3 separate regions of the Homo sapiens genome follow, and all the other regions are linked to region 1. A link is an interaction called in ENCODE POLR2A ChIA-PET data of the cell type or tissue named here. Cell type or tissue: PC-9. All regions are shown on one strand.

Region 1 (4,000 bases):
ATAGTCCAGAGGAGAAGAAGGCAGTGGGAAAGGGGTGGGAGAAGCTGCCAGGGCACTCAGAGGGCACTGGAGTGGGGGGCTCAGAGTCCCCATGGGTGACGCACACTTCTCCAGCACCACACCCCCACCTGCCAGGCTTGAAGCATCAGTGACCTCCTTAGTCAAGCTCACTCCTTAGCAGCCTGTGGGGAGGGCTGGGGGCTGACTTTTGGGCTCAGGGGTCACAGATGGCTGGGGTTGGCCACCTGCCCCTGTGCAAAGCCCTCCCACAGGGATCCCAGGCAGCTTCTGTAGCAAGGCCTCAGTAAGCACGTCCAGCCAGGGTTCCGCGAGGCCAGACACCTTGCCCTCCTGTTCACTCATGCCTTTAGCCTCTCTCTCAACAACTGCTTCCTGACCCCCTCCTACTTTTGAGCTCTGGGCCTGTAGCAGCGAACAGGACAGACACAGCTCTGTCCTCAAGGTGCCCAAGGTCTACTGCATATGTGGAGGAGGGGTGCCGCTGATCACGGCTGTGAATCCAATTCTGGATGTAGAGGCCCAGGCATTGCTCTGGTGCCCCTGACCCTCCAGTCTCCATGAGTCTTGCCCTCACTGAAGAGTCCTCCAGTGCTATGTCTAGGGTGGGGGCTGACCCAGTCCCCTCCCTCCCTGTGCATGGCTGGCATGTGACCAGGAGCCCCCAGGACAGAACCAGGGTCTCCCAGAACCAGGTCTCATTGAATGCATGGCCCTGCCCTTGAGCAAATGGTCCCCTCAGAGCACTGGGCAGAGGGAGACCCTGAACTTAGCAGCTTCCCCTGGGGAAGCCACATCCCCACACCCATTTCATCCCATCTGGGTCTTAAGGTGCTGCTCGCTTGCCTCACCACCTGGAGCTCCAGGGCCAGCCCCATTTCCTGCCGTGCCTTCCTTTCCAGTCACAGCCAAGTTGACAACTAACCACTGTACGACTTTTCACTGCAGAAGTACTCAAATCAGTAGAGATTCTCTTTGGGTCCTCGTGCCCTCATACTTGTGGGGGGGGTGGCGCATTCCCCACACTTAAGCCCAAGGTGGCTGCTCAGACCCAGTTTTCCCCAGATCCTTCCTCAGGGATCAGAAGAGCACACAGACTCAGGGATCTCCAGGGATGCCGAGATTCCTGGCTGTTTTTCCTCCAGCCTAACTAATGGTGTCCCCCACACATGTACACACACACACACACACACACACACACACACACACACACACACACACTTTAAGCTCGGTAGGTAGGACCCCTCCCTACCCATGCCTGGACCCTCCACCCATCCTAGCTTCCCACATTCATCTCACACTGGGGTCCCAGCCCTGTGCCCCTGGACCCACCTCTATGCCCCTCCTGCCTGCACAGCCCCACATGAACTCTGTGCACCCTTGAGCTGAGCCACCACCTACCTTTGGTGCCATAGAGATTGTTGAAATTCTTCTGGGTGGTCTCCTTGGTGAAGCGGCCAGGAGACGAGGGCTGGTATGATGTCCGGACCCCACCTGTGAAGCAGATGAAGGGGGCTGTCATTGCAGAAAATTGTCTCATCAGGACTCCTTGCCCCCAAAAAGTTGCCCAAGTGCCCATCACAGGACCTGGATTCCACCACTGAGAGAAGTCCTTTGGGTCTGACATAAGTCAATCAACTAATTTATCACCCAAATTGGCATGCTTTTGAGAGTAGAAGGACTCTGTTAGTAACCGTGCAGAGAGCATCAGCATAAACTTGGAGAGGCCATGGCAACCACGAGGGCAGAAGCAGTAGGCTCTCAGCCACGTGAGGGTGGGGCCTCCTGGAAGTGGCCTAATGAGCCAGAAACACCTCCCAGGGGCCCACCCAGGCTGCTGCTTCCCGGGAGATCAGAGCCTCACTTCACAAGTGCTTTCCTTCCCGCACACCTGGGCTCTCACAACAGCCTTGTGAGGAAGCAGTGGGGACTGATACCACCACCGATACCCAGCTGAAAACAATGAGCTCCCCATGTGTATTCTAGCCCTCTGTTACCTCTGTCCTTCCCCACCTGACCCTCAGATGACACCACACCCCCATTTCCGGCCCTGCCAGTCCTTCCTGTAAGCCTTTGTGCCTGTGTTCCCTGATGCCCTCTGCCCTTCGCAGTCATGCTCCCTCTACTGAGCACAGGTTCCTGGAAATTCACCCCTCCAGGGAAGGAGTCACAGCCACTGTCAATCCCACTGACCTCAAAGCTCCCAGACTCAGGACCCAGTCCCTTTAGGGGCCTTGTTTCTTTCATCTCCTTGGTGATTGCTTCCTGTTCTCCCCCCAACTCCACCCTGAGCCTGGGAGCTCCCAGAGGGCAGATTTCCTGTCCCTCCTGTCCTCGGCACAGGCTACCCACAGTGCTTGGGCAGGGATGCCGGGGGAACCTGTTTCTTCCATCACAGACATCATAGACTGACTCACAGTGCAGAGCTGGGAAGTCTCCCAGCATGTGAGCACAACCTCCCCTCTCTTCAGATACAGGTACTGAGGCCTGCCCAAGATGCCCCAGGCCCTAGGCCCTCGGGGTGGCATCATAGTGGGTGCTGCTGTTCCCTCCACCCCCTCCCACAACCTGCAGGAGGCTCACACTGGGCCCTCAGTCTCCTACAGAGCAGGAGAGACCCGCAGGAGCCTGTCAGGGCACTCGATGGCACCCCAGGGCCTGGTCCATGGATGGAAGGGAGAGACAGGAGGGACAGGGCCAGGGCGAGGCCAGGTAGGGGTTCTGAGGAGAGGGGTGCTGGGGCCGGCACTCCCAGAACTTGCCCAAAGGCACAGCACCCCAGGCAGGGAGGAGGCAGGCTGGCCGGCTGGGGCCTGGCCCACACCAGGAATGTCAGAGGAGGGAAAGCCCAACAACCAAGAAGCCCAGGGGTTGTTTTCAAACTGGGTGGGGCGGCACAGGTGCTTTTCTGTTGAGCTCATCTCTCCAAATCCCCCAAGCCTCTCCCATTGTGTGTGTGAGTGTGTGTGTGTGTGTGTGTGTGTGTGTGTGTGAAAGACGTGTGTGAATTACTGATTAGCTCCCGGAGGCTTCCCCCTCCCCAGCCCCTGTGCCTTACCCAGGCCTCCCTCCTCCCCCAGCCTCCCTCTCCCACATGCACAGGCACACACCCTCATGGTCCGAGGGCTGGCACACCCACCCTTATGTAACGGGTATTGCTGTGGTTTGTTGCTGGCGCCCAAGAATGTGAGAGGCCACCACAGGGCAAGGACAGGCAGGCACTGGTCTGTGCTAGGCCGGCACCTTGCAGGCTGGGACTGTCCAGGGCCTGAGAGGGAGGGCCAAGGGGGCCAGGGTGCAGAGCCAGGAAACTCAGAAGAGGAGGGACCACTCTCCCTGCCTAGGGGAGCAGAATGGTCCTGGGGTCGGCAGCCATCTCACAGGGCTCAGCCCCTACAAAACCTGAGCCAAAGCAAAACACAGCACCGGCCTGGCAGAAGGGAGCCCAGGAGACCTCCGGAAGGAAAGAGAAGCAGAGGTGTGGGCTGGAAGTGAGAAGGCAAGGAGGGCAAAGAGGTGCTGCCTGTGTGGCCCGGGAGGAATGCCTCTGAGGAGCTGGCACCAGGTAACTTCTCATTCGAACCAGGACACTTCTGAGAGCTAACACAGACCTGTTCATCATCACATCAGGACAACACGTAGATGCCAGGACTTTCCCAGGCAAACTGGACATGCCATCACCCCCACTCAGAAGGAACCTGGCTGAGAGTCACTGCACGGACTTTGGGGGCCCCTGGGCAGCAGGAGAGACACTAGGTCTGGGGTGAGGGGCTCCCTCTTACCTTTGGGTGTCAGGTACATGGAGTATCTCTTCATGGTGTCCGGTGCACTCCACTCACCCCCGAAGCTGTTCGTGTAGTTGTTCACATAGCGATGGTCACCACCTAGGAAGCAGAGGGTCGGGTCAGCAGAGGAGCCAGGTGGGAAGGAGGAGCCAGCCACTGGGGACTTTTGGGGCTCAGATGAGTCACCCCATAGCCCT
Region 2 (4,000 bases), 430 kb after region 1:
TTGAGCCCTTTTGTGCATCTCTTACTACACGTCCTTATGTAGTCAAACCAGAAATGGAGCTCTTTCCCTCAAAACTGCCTTATCTCTAGTCGTTAAGGGTGTTCATTTGGCTGAAACTATATTAAGTGAATTTAATTGAAGGTTATTTTCCTAAGATACATTTTTTTCTTGTTATAAAGTGATATGTGCTCATTGAAGAGAGTTTAAAAAATACAGTGAGGCAAATGTAAGAGGGTGGAAATTGCCAACAATCCTACCATGTAGCCCACTATCAATAACAATAGTAACTGGCATGGAATGAGTAATTGCCGTATTGTAGTAAGCACTATTCGAGGTGTTTTGACGTACGATTATTATTAACCATTCTTTTGTGTATGAGGAAAACAGACTCAGGGACGTTAAGTAACTTGGCAGAGGTCACACAGCGAAGAAGTGATGAGATTTTAATATGCACCATTTGACTCTAGGGCCCAGGCTCTTAACTACCTCTGTCTTGTGTGAAACAACAGTGGCAATGGATTTTGAATGAAAGGGAGGAGAACTGTTGATTGAGTTTCACCTGCCCTGGAATCCAGAAATCTTGATTATAATGGTCAGGTAGGGAGCACCAGTTTTAGGGATCTTTGGATAACAACACCTAGACGTTCTTTAACTCAGGCTTGATAAAGACTGAGAAGGAGTTACTGAGAACTGCGGAGGCCTGTGCTGTGCACTGAGTGCTTTCCTGCATGTTTTCAGACAGAGCCAAGGGTGGCACCCAGGCTCCACCCTTCCTGCTCTGACCAGATGGCTTCACATCTCTCCTGACTTCTGCTTTGTGGGTTGGTGCCCCTCGGTGTGGCTGGGTACCCTCGGTTTCTCCCCTTCGTGTCTCTGTGGCCCATGACCAAAGAATCCGTGGTCTTTGTGGGTGGGTCAGGTGTTGGCCCTGAGGTACAGCCGTTCTCTGTAGGGCTGCATCCTCCAAGGGGGAACCCCTGTGTGGAGGAGACAGGAGATTTTAGCAGCAGGGACCCTCCTTGCAAACCAGCCCTTGCAGCGTTGGTGCTGCTGTTCCTGTTGAATTGGTTCGCCCCCAGTTGCTGTGGGTTTGCTCCTGCAGTCTCCCTTGCAGTCCTGGGTTAGTTCTCAGGACTGCACCTTGAGGGAGATGGGCCAAAATGAGATCTGGTCCGGAAAAGTGGTCAGGGGCATTTTTCAGTTGGGAAAGATTCTCTCTGGAATGGCAAAGGACTTCTCAAGGGACCGCGCCTGCCTGTGTCCTTCTAGGTGGTGGAGACTGCACCTGCTGGGCTAGGGCGACATGGTTTCTGTGCCTGCCCCTGCAACAGCCTGATTCTTTCTCCCTAGAGATCCACCTAGAGGAAGGGGGATGCAGTCCGCATGGGAGTCCAGCACTGTGAGAGGGCTGCTCATAGCATATCCCCATGGGAGTCTTGCCCCACAGAGTGTGTCCAAGGTGAAGGATGGAGTCTAGGGAACGTGCAGTATGTGGAGAGGACCTGGGACATGCTTCTGGCTCAGCTCCCTCATTAGCCTTGAGTTATTTAGTATGTCACTCCCGTTCCTGAGTCACACATGCTCCGCCCACCTCCTGAAGTCCCCTCCCACTGTGTGGCTACTAGGAGTAAGGATGGAATTTGTGGGGAACTTCAGGCCCAGAACTGGGCATGAAATGGAAATGCAAGATGATGATTCATAATTTTGCTAGAGAAACCAAATACGGCTTTGCTTCCTCTCTAATCCCAACAGGTTCTGGGGCTGAGCGCAGCTTAAGAACAGCAAGGTCGGGGGGTTGGCATTGCCTGACTGTCCAGCTTAAGCCTCGTGCATGCAGAGCTCCACGTACCTCCCCGGCACCCTGCCCCTTGGGCTCTGGCAGCGCTTCCTCCACATTCTCCTGTCTTGTGTGCCTCAGTTCCTTTGCGTGGACAGTCCCTTCGACTTGAAGTCCCCTTCCCTCTCTTCCCTCCACTCATCCTCAGGAGCCAGCTCAGTGGCCATTCCTTCCACAGTGCCTCTCCTGGGAGCCTGTCCTGGACACACTCACCCTTCTCTCTGCCTCCAGGGTACCCTGGGCACTCCTCTATCGTGGCTCTTGGCATCTTAGATTTTGAGCTCCCAAAGGCCAGAGACCTTGCCTTGGGCATCTGTGGATGTCTCGCCCCTAGCACGCAGTGACCTCAGCCAGTGGGCGAGTGTCTGCACGAGCGGAGTACAGAGGGATGAGTGAATAGCGTGGTGAGATGGAGCTGGGCTCCTTTAGACTCTGGTCGGCGGTGACCACATGCTCACACAGGCATAAAATCTCACCGACACCTTCAAGGCAGCAGTCAGATAAGGGGAGGGAGGAAGGTGTTTGAGGGGTTGGCACCAGAGGAGCCAAGCAGGGAAGGCTTCTTGTTTCCAGACATTCAGGGATTTTTTTTTTTTGTCCTGACATAAACACTTGGTTTTTCCATGGAAACGTCTGACATGGGAAATCAGAAAATCTTTCTTAGGGAGGGACCAGACATTACATGAGCTTGTCATCATTATTTTTTAATTAAAAGACAGCAACTGCCTAGTGTTTGGTAAATTCAGGCCCCTCCCCATGGGTCTACTAATATGCTGAAATCTGGGTTTAATGTGCTGAATTTATTTTTTATAAGAATCTGTTACTGAACCTGCTCAGTGGAAAGAGCCCTGTTAGAGCTTTAAGAACTCATTAGCGGGATAAATATGCCGGGTATGAGGGGAGTCTGCAGCCCAGGGCTGCTGGGTACCTGCCAGGGTGGGCGGAGCTGCCCGGCCTGTGACTCAGAGGGTGGCTGTGGGAGGGCACACATGGGAACTGCTGTCCACAGGGTGAAGGACGCTGGGAGAATGCATGCATGGGCAGCCTGCCTGAAGCCTGTGTGTGACAGTGATCAGCTGTTACTGGCGCTGGTAGGTGACTCAGCCCGAATCAATTGCAGGCCTGCTGGACTCTGAGGCCCACGCTGTCTCCCTTGTGCTGCCTGGCACCCAGGGGCTCTCGAAGTATGAAAATAGACACCATGCATGACACGTGATAAGTACTGGGTACAGCAGGAGTAGGACCCAGTGCCATGGATGCTTAGTGAGGGGTCCTGAATTCTGATTTGGGGGTGGGGTAGTCAAGGATGCACAGGGGCCATGTGGGCAGAGGCTCACTTACGAAGTAGATTGTGCAAGTGGAGACGTAGGGCAAAGAGGCAAGGGGATTGCAAGCAGAGGGGATGGCCCCAGCAAAGGCATGGTGGCCTGGAGACAAGGGGTGTGGTCAGAGAAGTGCAGGGTGTCTTGCTCAGCTGGCCATCAGCTTGCAGGAGGAGCGGGAGGAGATGAGGCTACAGAGGCACCTCGGTCCCCACAGCCTTGCTGAGGGATTCAGACTTCCTCTTCTAAGCACTGGGTTTTAAGAGAGTGAATGGCCCGACATGATCCTTTTGACATTTTGGGAAGAGACCTCTGGTGGCAGCTGGGAGGATTTTGGACAGGGAAGATTTCTGTGCCCTGTATGACAGTTCCAGAGCAAACACCCCAGAGCAGAGGCACATCTGTCTGTGGGGCTGCCTACCCCAGCTCCGAGACCCCTTCATTTTACACACAAAACCCTGAAATCCCAAGAGGTGAAGTAATCCATCACACTCGCTCAGCAGAAGGGGCCGAATCTGCAGGGTAGAGAGGGCTGTCTTGCACAGGAGGGCACTTCTGCTCAGGGCATATGTTCCCTGTGAGAATCTGAGACCATACGGTGCCTGTCTGATGTGTGGGCCTGGCTTGGCCTCAGGCAGGCTTGACCTAGCTCCAGGCAGGCCCAGGACACAGCACCTCGTGCATGACCAGGTTTCCCCTCTTCCTGGCTTTGTCATCCCAGGCAGCTGTGGTATGAAGGGGGCTCTGAAGGATGCCTGTTTCCTGGCTGTTTTTTTTTTTCACTGAGACAGAGTCTTGCCTTGTTGCCCAGGCTGGAGTGCAGTGGCGTGATCTCAGCTCA
Region 3 (4,000 bases), 190 kb after region 1:
TCAGTTACCTGCTTTATGGAAAAAAACAAAAAACAAAAAAACAAAGCAAGCAACCTTTTCTTTGTCCAGTTCTGTGATTTGTTTTTGGAATCTTTGTAAACAACCCTGCTAGCTCCTTTTATGGTAGAAAACTGAAAGGAGGAAGTAACCTGCTAAGACTCAAAAAGTGAGTCACAGGCTAAACTCAGGCCACCTCCCTATCCTGCACTCCTGATGTTTCTACCCAGATATTCCAGTTATTTGCTATACATTTATAGAAACTTTAATTTCCACTTCCATGCCACTGGAAAAATATAAGACTCCAATGTACCCAGGGTGTATCCAGGGATCTGTCATCCTCTAAGTGGGCCTATTAGTAAAAAAAAAAAAAAAAAAAAAAAAAAAAATCAGAAAATGTTATTTATTGATCTTCGTGGTGGATCTGCTTGGCGTGTTTCCTATCAGGCATTTGGGCACCCTGGGCTGCCAGGATCCTCTTTAGAACCCCACCTGGAAGCATCCCAGCATCTCCCAGTGCCCAAGCATCTACCCAGCTCTGGAGGGGCCGATGAGCCCAGTGACCTCGAGGAGCTGGAGAAGTTTGCCAAGACCTTCAAGCAGAGGCGCATTAAGCTGGGCTTCACACAGGTTTGGTTTTAGGGGAAAAGATAGAAGAAGTCTAGCCGAGCGGCTGGAGACTGGGCTTCCCAAGTGCAGGTTTCAAGAGCGACCAGAGGCTCGATGTGTTTGGGGTCTCCTCATCATGTCCCTGAGTTCTCTGAGAATAGGGCACAGTTGCCATTGGTAGGGAAACTGAGGACGTTGCTGGTGGAGGAGAATGAGAGGTGGAAAAGGGGCTGGCTCTCCTGAGCACGTGGGCGTGGTCCACTGAGAGTCTAAGGAGAGAAAGAAACCGATTCTTCACCTTAGAGGGAGGAGACTTGGAAAGGAGCCGAGCATGGGTGAGCACTCAAAGATTCAGGCTGGCTGTGTGATCGATGCTAGGACCATGCAGGATGTGGGCAAACAAGAGGAGGAGGCTGCCTCTCATGTTCCTCCCCCTCGGTCCCCACGCTTAGGGAGATGTGGGGCTGGCGATGGGAAAGCTGTATGGCAACGACTTCAGCCAGACCACCATCTCACGATTTGAGGCCCTCAACCTGAGCTTCAAGAACATGTGCAAGCTCAAGCCCCTGCTGGAGAAGTGGCTGAATGATGCAGGTAGGCCTCGCAAACACGGATGCCAGGGGCCCTAGAGGGCTCTGCAGGGAAGGGCCAGTGACTTGTCGTGTTGGGGCTTTTGGGAGTTTGATACCTAACACCCCCTTCTTCTCCTGAGACTGGAGCCGATGGAGAAACAAGACACAGGACACAGGCAAGTGTAGATGAAAGTGTCAGCTCGACTACTGAGAAGCCCTCAGAAGGATGTGGATTTAGGTCTGTGTCCATCAGGATTTGTCCCCATTCCATTCCTACCCCATCCCACCCAGCATAGATCTTAGGACAGCTTGCCAGCAACAAAGTCTGGATCTGCAGAGCAGATACACTTATGCAGATTGCTGTCTGGAATAAGTCTAGTCAGGGATACAGGGCAGTGGGGCCTCTAGGGTCTCACTGGGAGGGGGAGACCACAGGCACGACACAGGGTCTTTCCCTGGGTAGTTCTTGAGGAGGTTTTCAGCAGACAGGGACTTACTGCAACCCATGCTGGTCAGGAAAGCCTGACAGCAGGAATGGGGTTTGCAGGAGGACTCAGTGAGGGGTGGTGGCCGGGAGGCAACCCAGGAGATCAAGCGTGTAAGCCAAGGGACCTCACATTTGGCAGCAGGGACTAGCATACAGGATGGGGCTTCTCAACCTTGGCACTATAGACATCCTGGGCCAGGTCATTCTTGTTACCAGGGACTGGCCTATGCATTGCAGGATGTTTTGAGCATCCCTGGTCCCTACCTACTAGTTGCCAGTAGCATCCACCCCCAGTTGAAACAGCCAAGAATCTCTCCAGACATTGCCAAATGTCCCAGGGGGAGTGGTGGTGATGCAGAGTCCCCCCCGGTTGAGAACTGCCGGCCTAGGCAGAGAGAGGGAGTGAGCCAGTCTCCAGGGCTGGGCTCTATTCAGTCGATTCATATGGATTCGTGGTTACACTGGAGAGGGAGAAAAGGGTGGGGCAGCCAGCCAGGGCTGTTACTCATACGGAAGGGCCTCCACACGCAAGCATGGGAGGGGGCAGGAAGCTCCCCCTACAGGCTGTCCCTTAGACAGCCTTTATGGAAGCACTGAAATGAGCGAAATGATCCGAAGGTCTTCGAATCTCTGGGGAAGGGCCCTGTGACCATTCCTAGTCTCCATCAGATGCCTGAATCCTTCCTCAGGGATATCCCTCCTATGGCCCCTACAGCCTTAGCTCAAACATTTGCACTGGCAGGAAAATGACTCCAACACCAACAGTCTGTCACCAAGTGCCATTGCTTTTGGCTGCAAATCTCATTTCACATTTCACTCAGTATTCACATCCAGGCATATCTGTAAACAGCAGCCTCACGAGCATTACTCACAGGAGCCCTGCCAGTGCCCCCTTACACCCACATGTGTCACCGATGCATGAGCATCCCTCAGCTGTGACCCCAAACACTGGAGACACTGCTGTGGGGGCCACAGAGGGCCATGGAGGGTCACGGAGGGCCACAGAAGGCCATGGAGGACAATGGAGGGCCACGGAGGGCCTTTGCCCTGAGCAATGAAAAGAAATAGGATTCTTGGTCTGTTCTGGGCTCCCTGCTGGGGGAGGGGATTGCTCCTGAAAATGCCACTGCAGAGCCCATCGGGAAGGGTTGTTGGACCTCAGATCCATGAAGGCACCGGCCACTCATCCCCTTCTCTGAGCTTCCTCTGGTCCTTCGTGTCCCTGCAGAGTCCTCTCCGTCAGACCCCTCAGTGAGCACGCCCAGCTCCTACCCCAGCCTCAGTGAAGTATTTGGTAGGAAGAGAAAGAAACGGACCAGCATCGAGACCAACATCCGCCTGACTCTGGAGAAGAGGTTTCAAGATGTGAGCAGCACCTTCGGGTGGGCACGGGTGGGCTACCTCACACAGGTAGGGAGAGCAGACACGGCCCAGGCCCCTTGGCACCAGCCCCTCCGCACCTCACACCTGCTCTGGGACACGATCAGAAAACACATTATCCCACTCCAGGCGCCCAGGTATTGGAGTGCAAAGCTGCCCTCCATCTCAGGTTCCAGGAACCTCCTCCTCCTCCACTGACCCTTCTTGCCCTGACATCTATTTAGGGCCCTTTGTTTTTCTCACTGGGAGATTTAAAGAATGGGCTATAGGGTCCCAGAACACAGTGTATCTCCGTATCCAGTTGAGGTAAAGGGAGCAAAGTCAGGGGATTGTATGTAAGTTCTCTATTTTCTATGCAGTACATTTTGTATTTTTCAAATTATAAATGTAATAAATGCTTATTGTAAACAATTTAAGTGCAGGGAAGTAGAAAGAAAAAAAACGCCCATCGCCAAATGCCATCTGACCTCATTTCCTTCTACTCCTTCTTTTCTATGCACATTTAGATACTTGTGATCGTGTTATACACCTACGTTTTTTGGAACTTGTAGCAAAAGCATGTTTTTGAGCCAGTATGTGGAAGCTGTGAGCCCCGTGTGGGCTGGGGAAGAGAAGAGGGAGAAACAGATGTGGCCTAGCCAGCCTCTAGCCAGGCTCCCTCAGATCCCAGCCTCCAGAGCCGCCATGGGTACCACGCGTCTCCAAAGGCCCCAGGCCTCCAGGACTGCTGCCCCTCCAGCAGATTCCTCGCACATTTAGCTCAAAGATTTGGTGCCCATATCCAGCTAGCAGAATGACAGGAACTGGCTTTTCCTTCTTTTTAGGCTTTCTAGAGTGGCAAGGTTAAGGGAGGGTGTAGGAGTAGGGGAAAGTGGCCGGGGCTAGAGACCAGGTGTGAAGGATCAGAACAAGGGAGTGGCGCCCGTGTAGCATGTATTGCTATGCCACAGTCCTG

Evidence for each region. ChIA-PET counts read pairs that join two places held together with the same protein. Peaks named below come from ENCODE experiments on the same cell type or tissue, not always from the same donor. Only the 100,000 strongest peaks of a DNase experiment are listed, where the experiment ranks them.
Region 2: POLR2A ChIA-PET joins it to region 1 with 5 read pairs; 1 of 35 experiments calls an interaction of 5 or more read pairs at or near these places.
Region 3: POLR2A ChIA-PET joins it to region 1 with 5 read pairs; 3 of 35 experiments call an interaction of 5 or more read pairs at or near these places.

What each region holds. Positions count from the first base shown.
Region 1 is chr11:120,119,154-120,123,153 of GRCh38, forward strand. TRIM29 (tripartite motif containing 29) reads right to left here. Exons shown (of 9, transcript NM_012101.4): 5 at 3,801-3,902; 6 at 1,420-1,512. Among named protein-coding and RNA genes, the nearest start is that of TRIM29, 17 kb to the right of the region's middle. In PC-9, no CTCF peak of the experiment used is centred here; DNase peaks (open chromatin) are centred at 2,358 and 2,908; H3K4me3 peaks cover 2,079 bases; H3K27ac peaks cover 3,153 bases.
Region 2 is chr11:120,545,174-120,549,173 of GRCh38, forward strand. All of the region lies in intron 1 of GRIK4 (glutamate ionotropic receptor kainate type subunit 4), which reads left to right. Among named protein-coding and RNA genes, the nearest start is that of GRIK4, 35 kb to the left of the region's middle. RefSeq lists an enhancer at 2,766-3,511. In PC-9, CTCF peaks have their summits at 3,312 and 3,511 (motif pointing left); DNase peaks (open chromatin) are centred at 1,638 and 2,868; H3K27ac peaks cover 590 bases.
Region 3 is chr11:120,304,586-120,308,585 of GRCh38, forward strand. POU2F3 (POU class 2 homeobox 3) reads left to right here. Exons shown (of 13, transcript NM_014352.4): 7 at 445-627; 8 at 1,059-1,200; 9 at 2,894-3,030. Among named protein-coding and RNA genes, the nearest start is that of TLCD5, 19 kb to the right of the region's middle. RefSeq lists enhancers at 1,111-1,628, 2,193-2,695, 2,968-3,137, 3,035-3,204. In PC-9, CTCF peaks have their summits at 2,271 (motif pointing left) and 2,471; DNase peaks (open chromatin) are centred at 146 and 2,146; H3K27ac peaks cover 2,360 bases.